Regions from separate parts of the Homo sapiens genome. Here region 2 is linked to region 1. The links are chromatin contacts, found by POLR2A ChIA-PET in ENCODE. All regions are on one chromosome and are shown on one strand. Each heading gives the region's core, a stretch centred on a gene start or an enhancer-like site at or near the end of the contact. The rest is flanking DNA. Distances are from core to core; before and after follow the strand shown.

Evidence for each region. ChIA-PET counts read pairs that join two places held with the same protein, here RNA polymerase II (POLR2A).
Region 2: POLR2A ChIA-PET joins it to region 1 with 16 read pairs in PC-9. The contact joins two enhancer-like sites. POLR2A ChIA-PET finds 5 or more read pairs at or near these places in 2 of 52 experiments (PC-9 and WTC11).

What each region holds. Positions count from the first base shown.
Region 1 is chr9:112,336,061-112,342,551 of GRCh38, forward strand. It overlaps a transcript of PTBP3 not described here. Among named protein-coding and RNA genes, the nearest start is that of PTBP3, 5.7 kb to the left of the region's middle. RefSeq lists enhancers at 1,476-1,975, 1,654-1,798 and a cis regulatory region at 1,719-1,732. Within about 2 kb of position 2,716, at least 2 of the 41 ENCODE cell types and tissues checked have a DNase peak (open chromatin) inside an H3K27ac peak, as active enhancers do.
Region 2 is chr9:113,449,768-113,457,042 of GRCh38, forward strand. It overlaps a transcript of RGS3 not described here. Among named protein-coding and RNA genes, the nearest start is that of RGS3, 10 kb to the right of the region's middle. Within about 2 kb of position 5,689, at least 22 of the 41 ENCODE cell types and tissues checked have a DNase peak (open chromatin) inside an H3K27ac peak, as active enhancers do.

The DNA.
Region 1 (6,491 bases), core at 1,466-3,965:
ACAGAGTTTCACCATGTTGGCCAGGCTGCTCTTGAACTCCTGACCTCAAGTGATCCACCCACCTCGGCCTCCCAAAGTGCTGGGATTATAGGCATGAACCACTATGCCCAGCCTCATAATTTCATTTCATAATTTAACCTTTTCCAAAACAGTGGAAATTACGTTGTTTCCAAGTATTCAAAATAACTAACACTATTGCAGAAAATATCATGAATGTATGAGTATCTTTGCACACATATTATTACATCTGAGGAATAGATCCCTAGAAGTAGAATTGAGAAACAAAGGACATAAGCCTTAATATCCTTTATATAATTCAACAATCCTTTATATAAAGCCTTTATAGCCTTTATAATTCAAATTTGATAAATTTTTTGAAAATGATTCCAAAAAGGCTGTACCAATTTACAGTTTCTTTATTTAAAAAAAAAAAAATTTGGCTGGGCATGGTGGCTCACACCTGTAAATCACAGCACTTTGGGAGGTCAAAGCGGCAGCATTGCTTGAGCTCAGCAGTGTGAGACCAGCCTGGGCAACATGGTGAAACCCTGTCTCTATATTTTTATAAAAATAAAAATAAATTATTAAAGTTATGTCTCTCTTACCCTTTGCTTTAAGCTAACAAATTTTAATATTAAAAAATAGCAGAGCGTGACCCCTATCTTTGCTATTCCAAATTTCAATATTAAAAAATAATACAGGAAGACCCCATCTCAATAAATAAAGGTAAATATAAAGTGTGTCCGAAATTTATTGTTCATACTAACAATAATTCCGAGAAGTCTGCAATGTAAAAACAGTGCACCTGACTGAAATTAACAAAACTGTTTGGCATTTCCTAAATACTCAATGTCCAGCTTTACAACAGAAGCCTAGATATAAGAAAACAGAAAACAGTTTACAACAAAAAAGGTGAAGCCTTAACTCTTTCCCCTGCCCCTTGGTTCTAAATTCAAAGAACTTTTTGTTTGTTTGTTTGTTTGTTTGGAATCAGAGGCTTGCTCTCTCACCCAGGCTGGAGTGCAGTAGCGCGATCTCAGCTCACTGCAACCTCTGCCTCCCAGGTTCAAGCAATTCTCCTGCCTTAGCCTCCCTGGTAGCTGGGATTAGAAGCGTGCACCACCACACCTAGCCAATTTTTGTATTTTTCATAGAGATGGGGTTTCACTGTGTTGGCCAGGCTGGTCTCAAACTCCTGGCCTCAAGTGATCTGCTTGCCTCCACCTCCCAAAGTGCTGGGATTACAGGCGTGAGCCACCGTGCCTGGCCAATTCAAAGAACTTATAGATTAAGCTCCATGGGTTTGTGAGTCACTTTGATTCAAAAATAGTAGGTAGCATAGAGTTTAGCTCCTCAAGAACCACTTTGAGAAACCTAACTGTTCCCATAGCCTACATGATGTGGAAGAGCCACAGCTTTCTATCATCTCCACAGAAGTTTCTGGAATCAGATATCTCAGATATCACCTACATGACCTGGTTTGACCTGAAACTGATGGGTTCTATATACTGGCTTCTTGATAGTGAAGAGAGTTACATTTTCTCTATTTGCTAATTGCTCTGTGCTTTGAAAAGGAAGACAGATACAAATAATTTAGTTTATAATTTTTCTAACATTTTCTCTTGTGTTTTTGTTCTGATTTGACTAAGAAATTCCCCTGACACACCTTTTTCTGATGAGAGACACCACCCCCATCACGATTATCTTTGGACAACATGTAACCTTTGAACACTTGCCTTAAGGCATTCCAGTAGGCAGTGGTTAGTTAACATTTAACCAACATAACCCTATTTCTGTTTACAGGTAAGACTTCTTAATATATAAAATAATACAAAGATGCCAAATAAGTCAGAAATAATACCAGCTATTAGGTGAATCTAGGAAGCTGGACATTTTAATATCATTCTATCCCATGACAAATACAAAATCATCATAATTAACATTGCATTTCCCAAAACAGAAACATCTGAAATTATACTAAATGAAAAAAGCCAATCTCAAAAGGTTACATGCTGTATGATTCCATTTCTATAACATCCTCAAAATGACAAAATTATAGAGATGGAGAACAGATTAGTGGTTACCAAGGATTAGGAAGAGGGTGGGAGCAGATGGAAGAGGATACAGACAACTGTGACTACAAGGGAGTAAGAACGGGGATATTTGTGGTAATAAAACAGTTCTGTGTCTTGATTATGGGGTGGTTATACAAATCTACACATGATAAAATTGCATAGAACTTTAGATAAACACATGCATGAAAAAGTGACAAAATCTGAAGAGAAGTTATGGATTGCACTGTGTCTGTGTGCTGCTTTTAATAGTGTAATACAGTTACTAAGATGTTACTATTGGGGGAAACTGGTTGAAGGGTACACAGGACCTCTTTGTACTTATTTTTTAAATTTCCTGTGAATCTACAATTATTTCAAAATAAAGAAACCTTGGCTGAGTGTTCCCTTAATATTTGTTGTTATTTGTTCAATAATTAAACAATAACAAACATCAAAGGCTTAAGCAAAATGGCATGTGAGTATAATTTATAGTTTTCAGGCTGTATCACCTTGGTAGTCAAATAAGGTTGTAACAGCTGACACACACTGACTCTGACCGACTCTGCCCAGTCTGTTGAATTATGAGCCTTTCTTCAAAGTCCTTCCCAACTATTTGAAGAGGCGGCATGTAAGTGTCTCCTACATGCTCACTGACTTCTCAGCAGCTATGAATCACGTCCATTTTTGTCATCCCATGCCTGGCCCTGATGTAATCATCTCCACATGAAGTTCTTAATATGGCCAGTGCCTGGCACAGAGGACTCATGTCTATGCTGAAGGTGCTGTCCCTTGTCACTGTCCTATAGTATAATTTGCCAGCCCATGCCAAAGTTGCATTGGGCTTTCTGGAGCACTTTTCTGAAAAGGGGAGTATTCCTCTCCCTGTTTTTTGTCATACTATATCACCTAGGTTCCAGTGTCTCCCAGAATTTTTAATGAAACAGCCTTTTTTATTTAAATTCACAGAAAATCATCCTTTAAGATTTAGGCAAGGGCGAAATGCCGTCTCTACTAAAAATATAAAAAATTAGCCAGGCGTGGTGGCTCATGCCTGTAGGCCCAGCTACTCAGGAGGCTGAGGTGGGAGGATCACCTGAGCCCAGGAAGTTGAGGCTGCAGTGAGCTGAGATCGTGACACTGCACTCCAGTCTGCCTGACACAGCAAGACTCTGTCTCAAAAAAAAAAAAAAAAAAAAAAAATACAGGCGTGAATCCTAAGGGGCTAAGAAAATCTGAATGATAATCACTACAGTGATCTAAGAATCATCATTGCCCTTTAAAATTGACTTCTTTTTGTCCTTAAAACTGTTGTCCCCCACTCTCTATCCTGAGGATGAATTTCTTAACCTAGAAGTCTCCCAGACCCCACTTAGAAGTAAATCTCTTGGATTGTTGTTATTTTTTTTCTTTACCTTTATTTACTTGCCATTTTTATTTTTTTTCTTTTCACTCTTTTTTTTTTTTCTTTTGAGACAGTCTCACTCTGTCACCCAGGTTGCTGTGCAGTGGAATGATCTCGGCTCACTGCAACCTCTACCTCCCAGGTTCAAGCGATTCTCCTGCCTCAGCCTCCCAAGTAGCTGGGATTACAGGTACACCCCACCACACCCAGCTAATTTTTGTATTTTTGGTAGAAATGGGATTTTGCCATGTTGGCCAGGCTGGTTTCCAACTCCTAACTTATCAGGTGATCTGCCCGCCTCAGCCTCCCAAAGTGCTGGGATTACAGGTGTCAGACACCATGCCCTGCCTGCCCAGCCCAATTTTTAAATGATATAAATTTCTATCAGGATTATAACCATGACACTAAATGTTATAAAAATTCATATTTATTTAAACATGTTTATTTTTTATTTATTTATTTTCTTGAGACAGGGTATCGCTCTGTCACCCAGGCTGGAGTGTAGTGGTGCAATCGTGGCTCACTGCAGCCTCAACCTTCCAGGCTCAGGTGATCCTCCCACCTAAGCCTCCTGAGTAGCGGAAACTGTAGGCATGTTCCACCACCACACCTGGCTAATTTTTGCTGGTGTGTTCTTAGCAACCAGAACAATGCCTACTACATAATAGGCAGCCAATATTTTATTAATTGAACATGTGAAACAGCTTGTGCCTTGCAAAGACAATCTTCCTTTTGTTTCTGAAACTGTTTATTGTATTAATACTAAATTTGTATTTCTGGTAAACTTGCCCTATATTCTTCCTCAGCATTACCAATTCGTTATTTATTAGATCTTCATTCTATTACATATTTTTCTTTAATGTCTTGTGTTTGTTTTTTCTTAATATTTTATATGATTTTCTCAAGTCTATTCTCTCCAATCATAGTTCAGATTTCTGCAGTATTAGTTTGATTCCCTGCTATTTTAACGTGTTTTTAAATAACATAATAATTTTGTTTTCTCCTCTTCTCTTTCATTTGTTCTGCCAGCTTTTTTAAAATGTCATGTTATTGTCTTATCTATGTTTTAAAATCTCTTGTTTAGGGCCGGGTGCAGTGGCTCACGCCTGTAATCCCAGCACTTTGGGAGGCTGAGGCGGGTGGATCACCTGAGGTCAGGAGTTTGAGACCAGCCTCAACATGGAGAAACCCCGTCTCTACTAAAAGCACAAAATTAGCCGGGCGTAGTGGTGCACGCCTGTAATCTCAGCTACTCAGGAGGCTGAGGCAGAATTGTTTGAACCCGGGAGGCGGAGGTTGCGGTGAGCCGAGATCGCGCCATTGCACTCCCGCTTGGGCAACAAGAGCGAAACTCTGTCTCAAAAAAAAAAAATAAATAAAATAAAATAAAATCTCTTGTTTCATGGACTCCATATTTAATTATCCAAAGAGGATAAAGAAGTATTTTGTCTAATGTTTTCTTCTTATCCGTTTTTGTTCCTCTTTAAAAGTGTAATTTTCATGTTTTTACATATTATATTCTTCTACTTCATTTGGGTGTTTTTGTTTTGGTTTGGATTTCTTGTGGGGTTTTTTGTTTTTGTTTTTGTTTTTGGCAAGATCTCTGCTAGAATTTGTTTTGTTTTGTTTGTTGAGTCAGGGTCTGTCTCAAGTCGCCCAGACTAGAGTGCAGTGGTGTGAGCTCGGCCCACTGCAACCTCCACCTCCTGGGTTCAAGTGATTCTCCTGCCTCAGCCTCCCGAGTAGCTGGGATTACAGGTGCACACCACCATGCCTGGCTAATTTTTGTATTTTTAGTAGAGATGGTGTTTCACCATGTTGGCCAGGCTAGTCTCGAACTCCTGACTTCCAGTGATCCGCCTGCCTCGGCCTCTTGAAGTGCTGGGATTACAGGCATGAGCCACCATGCCTGGCCTCTGGTAGAATTTTATTCCCTTGTTTGTATCCGGCAAGAAAAGTGTTTTTGTTTTTCGTTGGGTGTGTGTGTGTGTGTTGTTGTTGTTTTTGTTTTTGTTTTGAATGATGGCAGTACTACTTTGATCTGCAGCTTACTAAAGAATAGTGTGAGTTGAGGGCTCACAAATCTCATCTCAGCTTTTCTGTGCGTTATTGATTTTTTTTGTTTTTGTTTTTAAGTCACTTGTAGGTCTAGATATCAATGGTTTATATTCTTGTTTCATCTTTCAATTACTTGGTGGGGATGGTGAAGTGGGAAGTGACTGTGAAGTGACTCCAATAAGTAGATAGCCATCAAGTAAGGTGTGCTTTCTCTCAGAAACTTCACAAAATTCTTTACATAGTTCTGCTAAATATCCACATTTGGTTTGGTTTGTTTTCCCTGAATTCCTTTAGAATGACTAGGTCCCTGTGATGGCTAATTTTAGGTGTCAACTTGCCTGCTTTAAGAGACAACAAGATAGCTGGTAAGGCATTATTTCTGGGTGTGCTGTGAGGGTGTTTCTGGAAGAGATTGGCATTTGCATCAGTGGACTGAATGAGGAAGATCTGCCCTCACCCAATGTGGGCAGGCATCATCCAATTGGCTGAGGGCCTGGATAGAAAAAAAAGGCAGAGGAAAGGCAAGTTTTCTCTCTTCTGGAGCTGGGACACTGTTCTTTTCCTGCCCTTAGACATAAGAACTCCAAGTTCTCCAGCCTTTGGACTCCAGGACTTGCACCAGCAGCCTTCTAGTTTCTCAGGCCTTTGGATTTGGACTTAGACAGAGCCGCATTACTGGCTTCTTGGGTTCTCCAGCTTGCCGATGGCCTATCATGGAACTTGGCCTCCATAAGTCTCCTCTCATATGTCTCTGCGTGTGTGTGTATCCCATTGGTTCTGTCTCTCTAGAGAACACTGACTAATACAGTCGTCTTCACAGAAGCCTGAATATACTCTATAACATATAATATAAGAGGTTAGACTGGACACAGTGGCTCACGCCTGTAATCCCAACACTTTGGGAGGCCGAAGTGGGCGGATCACTTGAGGTCAGGAGTTCGAGACCAGCCTGGCCAACATGGTGAAACCCATCTCTG
Region 2 (7,275 bases), core at 4,439-6,938, 1.1 Mb after region 1:
AGTCTCACTCTGTTGCCCAGGCTGGAGTGCAGTGGCTCAGTCTTGGCTCACTGCAACCTCTGCCTCCCAGGTTCAAGTGATTCTCCTGCCTCAGCCTCCTGAGTAGCTGGGACTACAGGTGCCCGCCCCCACTCTTGGCTAATTTTTTTGTATTTTTAGTAGAGATGGGGTTTCACCATGTTGGCCAGGCTGGTCTTGAACTCCTGACCTCAGGTGATCTGCCCACCTCGGCCTCCCAAAGTGCTGGGATTATAGGCATGAGCCACCATGCCTGGCCAGATTTTGCTTTTTATTTTTATTTTATTTATTTTTACTTTTTTGAGACAGAGTCTCGCTCTGTTGCCCAGGCTGGAGTGCAGTGCCGTGATCTCGGCTCACTGCAACCTCGCCTCCCGGGTTCAAGTGATTTTCCTGCCTCAGCCTCCTGAGTATTTGGGACTACAGGCACATGCCACCATGCCAGCTAAATTTTTTTTTGTATTTTTAGTAGAGACGGGGTTTCACCGTATTAGCCAGAATGGTCTCGATCTCCTGACCTCGTGATCCACCCGCCTTGGCCTCCCAAAGTGCTGGGATTACAGGCATGAGCCACCGTGCCTGGCCAGATTTTGCTTTTTAAAGCATGTGCCAGGCCCCAGGCTTGGCAGTAGGCAGATACTAAGAAAACACGTCAGTCACTGCATTGGAGCTGCTCACAGTCTAGTTGGGTAGAAAGATATGGAAGCAGACAGTGAGCACTACAGTCTAGGTGAGCAGTCAGAGAGAAGGGTGGAGGCAGAGGGAAAGGAGACTGGTGGCTGGTGTGTCAAGGCAGAGGTGGTGCTGGGCCCTGGGAATGGAGAGAGATCTAGGAGTCGTTAGAACAGGTGAGCGCAGCAATAGGCGTGCATGAGCTCTCAGAGGGAAAGAATATTGAGGAGGGAAGAGGACTAAAGGCCACAGCCAGGAACACACAAGAAGGTAAGCAGAGTCAGAAAACAGAAGAGTTGTCAGAGAAGCAGCAGGAAAACTCAGGCAAGGGGGATGAGGACTGTGAATAGGCAAGTGGTCTGCATAATGAGGAAGACAATGGTGACTGCGGAGTGAATGAAGTTTCAGCAGTGTGGTGAGGGCAAAATAAGGGGTCCCCAGGCCGGGCACAGTGGCTCATGCCTGTAATCCCAGCACTTTGGGAGGCTGAGGCGGGCGGATCACGAGGTCAGGAGTTCAAGACCAGCCTGGCCAATATGGTGAAACCCCATCTCTACTAAAAATACAAAAATTAGCCTGGCGTGGTGGCGTGTGCCTGTAATCCCAGCTACTCAGGAGGCTGAGGCAGAAGAATTGCTTGAACCTGGGAGGCGGAGCTTGCAGTGAGCCGAGATCACACCACTGCACCTCCAGCCTGGGCAACAGTGCAAGACTCCGTCTCAAAAAAAAAGAAAAAAAAAAAAAAGGTGGGGGCAGGCCTTCAGTGATTGGAAAGAATCTGGAAGCAAAGGCAATACATGCCACTTCTCTAAGTTCCAGCTCCAGAACAACTAACTTAGATATGTCCTCTAGTTTCCAATCAGATTTCCCTGGAGAAGGTTTGGGATCCCTGGATGCCATGACCTTTGCCCCTGTTTCTTTACAGTATGGTCTGCTATGTCCACTGGAAGGGCACTTCACCATCACAGTACATGGATCCAGAAACAGACTTTACTCTACATAAGCCTTATATTCAAACCTGAGTGCAATCCAGCTGATCTCAACTGTGGTTGTTGCATTTTAGACTACACATATCTATATTATTTTCTTCCATAAGTAGCATCCATATTCCCACATGATTGCAATTGCTAACTTGCTAATAGCTTCCCTTGAGTTTGCTTCTTGCAATTATCTAATCAGAAGGCAACATATGCAATTTATTACAGGATGCAGGGAGCTCTGGGTGTTTTTTTTTTTTAAGTCAATGGTTCCTATCCTAGTTATACTGTTCTTTTAAACAGATTTAAATAATAAGAAAAGCTATTTCATATATACCCATGTGGTTAGCATTTCCAGTGTTCTCTTTATTCCTTTGTGTAGATCCAGACTTCCATATGGTACCATTTTCCCACAACTTGAAAGACTAACATTTCTTGTAGCGCATGTTTGCAGATGATGAATTCAGTCAGCTTTTGTAAGTCTGAAAAAAATCTTTATTTTACCTTCATTTTTGGAAGATATTTTTTGCTGGGTAAAGAATTCTGTTTTTCTTTTTCTTCTTTTTGTTTTATTTTTCTTAAGAGTCAGGGGGTCACTCTGTTGCCCAGGCTGGAGTCCAATAGTGTGATCATAGCTCACTGCAGCCTCAAATTCCTGGGCTCAAGCAATCCTCCCACCTCAGCCTCCCGAGTAGCTAGGACTACAGGCATGCACCACCATATCTGGTTACTTTTTAAATTTTTTTTGTGGAGATGGGTCTTGCTATTATTTATATACACAGGCTGGCCTCAAGCCATCCTCAAACCATCCCTTCACCTCGGCCTCCCAACATGCTGGGATTACAGGCATGAACCACTGCACTCAGCCTGTTTTTTTTCTTTCAATACATTAAAGATATTGCTTCCCTGTCTTCTGTCACATAGTTTCTGATGAGACGTCTGATGTCATTCTTATTTTTGCTCCTGTGTATGTAATGTGTAGTTTTTTTTTTTTTTCTGGCTGCTTTTAAGATTTTATCTTTTCACTAGTTTTAAGCAATTTGATCATGATGTACTTTTAGGTTTCTTCACGTTTCTTCTGCTCAGAGTTCATTGACCTTCTTGGATTTGTGGGGTTTACAGTTTTCATCAAACTTGGAAAAAGCCCAACCACTATTTCTTTAAATATATTTTCTGTCCCCTACTTTCTTCTGGGATTCCAGTTATTATACATATCTATTCCAGTTAATAATATGTGTCTATTAGGCTGCTTGAAGTTGTTCCATAGCTCACTGATGATCCATTTATTCATTTATTTTGGTCTTCTTTGTGTTTAATTTTGGGTGGTTTCTACTGCTGTGTCTTCGAGTTCACCGATCTTTTTTTGTGCAATGTCTAACCCATTGTTAATCCCACCTTTTGTGTTTTTTATCTCAGGCATTATATTTTTCACCTCTAGTTGTTCAATTGGGTCTTTTTATATATATAAATATATATTATATATTTATATATAATATATAAATAAAATATATTTATATATGATATATAAATAAAATATATTTATACATAATATATAATATATAAATATAAATATATATTATATTTTATATATAATATATAATATATATAATATATAATATATAAGTATACATTATATATATTTATATAATATAGAAATATATTTTATATAAATTTACATACTCATTATATGATTATATAATATACTCATATGATTATATAATATACTCATATGATTATATAATATACTCATTATATGATTACATAATATACTCATTATATGATTACATAATATACTCATTATATGATTACATAATATACTCATTATATGATTACATAATATACTCATTATATGATTACATAATATACTCATTATATGATTACATAATATACTCATTATATGATTACATAATATACTCATTATATGATTATATAATATACTCATTATATGATTATATAATATACTCATTATATGATTATATAATATACTCATTATATGATTATATAATATACTCATTATATGATTATATAATATACTCATTATATGATTATATAATATACTCATTATATGATTATATAATATACTCATTATATGATTATATAATATACTCATTATATGATTATATAATATACTCATTATATGATTATATAATATACTCATTATATGATTATATAATATACTCATTATATGATTATATAATATACTCATTATATGATTATATAATATACTCATTATATGATTATATAATATACTCATTATATGATTATATAATATACTCATTATATGATTATATAATATACTCATTATATGATTATATAATATACTCATTATATGATTATATAATATACTCATTATATGATTATATAATATAATAAATATATATATCTTCCATGTCTTTACTTCACATACTCTTTTTTTATTTTTATTTTTAAACAGGGTCTTGCTCTGTCACCCAGGCTGTGATCATAGCTCACTGCAACCTCGAACTCCTGAGTTCAAGCCATCCTCTCATGTAGCTAGGACCACAGTCATGTGCCACCATGCCCAGCTAATTTTAAAAGTTTTTGTAAAGATGGGGTCTAAGTTGCTCAGGCTAGTCTCAGACTCCTGGCCTCAAGCCATCCTCCTGCCTCAGCTGCTCAATGTGCTAGGATTACAGGTGTGAGCCACCATACCTGGCGTACTTAACATGTCATTTCTCGGTTGGTTTCTATTGATTTTCTCCTTATTATGGTTCATATTTTTTTCTGCTTCTTTGCCATACCTGTTCACTTTTTATTAGATACCAGATTTAACAAATTTTGCCTTTTTGGGTTCTAGATATTTTTATATTCTTACAAGTATTCTTTAGCTTGTTCTGGGATGCAGTTAAGTTACTTAGAAACAGTTTGATCCTAGCTGGGTGCGGTGCATGCCTGTAATCCCAGCACTTTGGGAGGCTGAGGTGGGTGGATCACTTGAGGTCAGGAGTTTGAGACCAGCCTGGCCAACATGGTGAAACCCTGTCTCTACTAAAAATACAAAACTTAGCCAGGTGGGGTGGTGCACACCTGTAGTCCCAGCTACTTAGCAGGCTGAGGCATAAGAATCACTTGAACCTGGGAGGTGGAGGTTGCAGTGAGCTGAGATCTTGCTACTGCACTCCATCCTGGGCGACAGAGCGAGACAGTATCAAAAAAACAAAACAAAACAAAACAAAACAAAAACCAAAATCAAAAACAGTTTGATCCTTTTGGGTCTTGCTTTTAAACTTTTTTTTTTTTTTTTTTTTTTAGATGGACAAGTACAGCATTTAATCTAGGGTTGATTATTCCCCACAACTGAGGGAAGACCCTTCTGAGTATTCTATCTAATACCTCCTAAGGAATTAGAAGGTCTTTCCACTCTGGTTGATGAGCTTAAGAACTATTCCTGGCCCTGTGTGAGCTTTAAAGATTGTTCCCTGTAATTCTTTGGTGGTTCTTTCCCCAGCCTTGGGATACTTTCCTCAAACCCATGAGCTCATTAGCACTTAGCTGAAGTTGTGAGTGGGGACTCTCTGGAGACCTCTGGGGCCCTCTCTTTGTGTGACTGTCTCCTCTCTGGTACTCTGCCTTGGAACTCTAGCTGCCTTGGCCTCCCGAACTTCTCAGTTCAGGGATTTGGAGTTGGCCTGAGTTCCCTCTCCCTTTTGGAAAGTCTCTCCCGGGAATAAGCTGGGCTGATCACAGGGCACAGCTTGTCTCTTTTCTGTTTCTCAGGGATCACTGTCCTTCGTTGCCTGATGTACAATATCTTAAAAACCATTGTTTCATATATTTTGTCCAGTCTTTTAGTTGTTTCAGGTGAAGGGAAAATCCAGTTCCTGTTATTCCATCTTGGCTGGAAACAGAAGTCTATATTGTTTTTTAATTTTGAAAAACTGAGGGCCTCTGGAATGTAGGATTATGCCAGGCCAAGTTGCTCATTATCAGGCCAGGAAAAGCAGCTCTTGAAGAGGCTGAAAGGGCTTCCAGCCTAACTGCGAGGGTGCTGAGTCATTCTAGCAGAGACCAGGCACTCTGCTTTTCTGGCTCTTATCAAGTCTTTAGCTTTTATCTTTGGACTCAACTTACTAGTTCACATTCCTTTGGTGGTGAAGGTTTGGTCTCTTCCACTTTGAAGCAGTATCTCTCCGCTTACACTTGAAATCTTGAATCTTTTACTTGGTTCTCTTTAGTCCCTGTTTGTGTATTTAGGTCACTAGAGGCTTCTACATCTGGGGCACATTAAAGTTCCTCAGTGGTATTTACAGCAACCAGCATCTGTTTCTGTAGAGAACAATTAACCCAAAGATACCACCTTGTTCTACCTTGAAGATGAATTACAGAGACACTTTTAAAAGGCAAATCCTTCATTTCAAGGGTGAATAAAATACCACTTAACAAAGCATTCCAGCTGGTTAAATTTAGGACATGAAAAAAACCTGACCCAAGAATATCGTCTGGCTTTGAGTCCAGGGTGTTTTTCCTTTTAGAGTAAATTTGGTACCTTTTCATTCATGTGAAGTTGTTGCCCCCCAGCATTTTATTCTGGGATGAAAGGTCAACAGGGACTGTCTTGTTGCTAAATCTAATGGACACTTCTCAGTTATTAAACCTACTGGACCTCTTAACAATATTTGACACTGTTGACTATTATTTCCTTCTTAATACATCCCCTGACTTTTCCTTCCCCTTTCAGGCCTTTCTTCCTCTGCCTGTTTTTTCAGTTGGTACTACTCTTGGTTCTGTCCTGAGCTTTCTCACATTAAACATTCCCTGTGGGCTGTCTTATGCATGCTCATGGCCTCACAGGGAATTCCTAAATCTATATTTCTAGCCTAAGTATTTTTTGCTGAGCTTCAGACCATTATGTTCAACTGTTCACTTGACATCTTCACTTGGATGGCACATGGGTCACCCAACCTTAGCAGGCTCACAGTTGAACTCATCCATTCTCCCCTCAGTTCAGCCCTGCCTCTCATGTTCTTCATTTCTGCAAAGGGCACTTCTAAACAATTTCTCAAGCCAGAATTCCTTGCATTCCATCTTCTACTCAATCACCATGGCCTGTTGATTCTATCTCTTTCCATCCCTATTGCCACTTCCCTAGTTTGGTCATTGTCATCTTTTACCTGGATGACCAGAAAAGACTTCTAAGAGCAATTTTTGCTTCCGACCCTCATGTCATGCAAACGCCTCCACCCCTAACCAATTTGTTTTTTTTTTTTTCGTATTCTAGCCAGAGCAATCTTTCTAAAATGTGAATTAAAGGCTGTTGGGATCTTGCTTAAAATATTTGACAACTGCTCTATGCTCTTAAAATAAAGCCCAATCTCCTTATAATAAAATATGCAGCCCTATATGATTTATTTATTTTTTTTTTGAGACAGAGTTTCGCTTTTGTCTTCCAGACTGGAGTACAATGCGATGATCTCAGCTCACTGCAACCTCTGCCTCCGGGTTCAAGCCATTCTCCTGCCTCAGCCTCCCGAGTAGCTGGGATTACAGGCATGCGCCACCACACTGGCTAATTTTGTATTTTAGTAGAGATGGGTTTCACCATGTTGGCCAGGCTGGTCTCAAACTCCTGAACTCAGGTGATCCACCT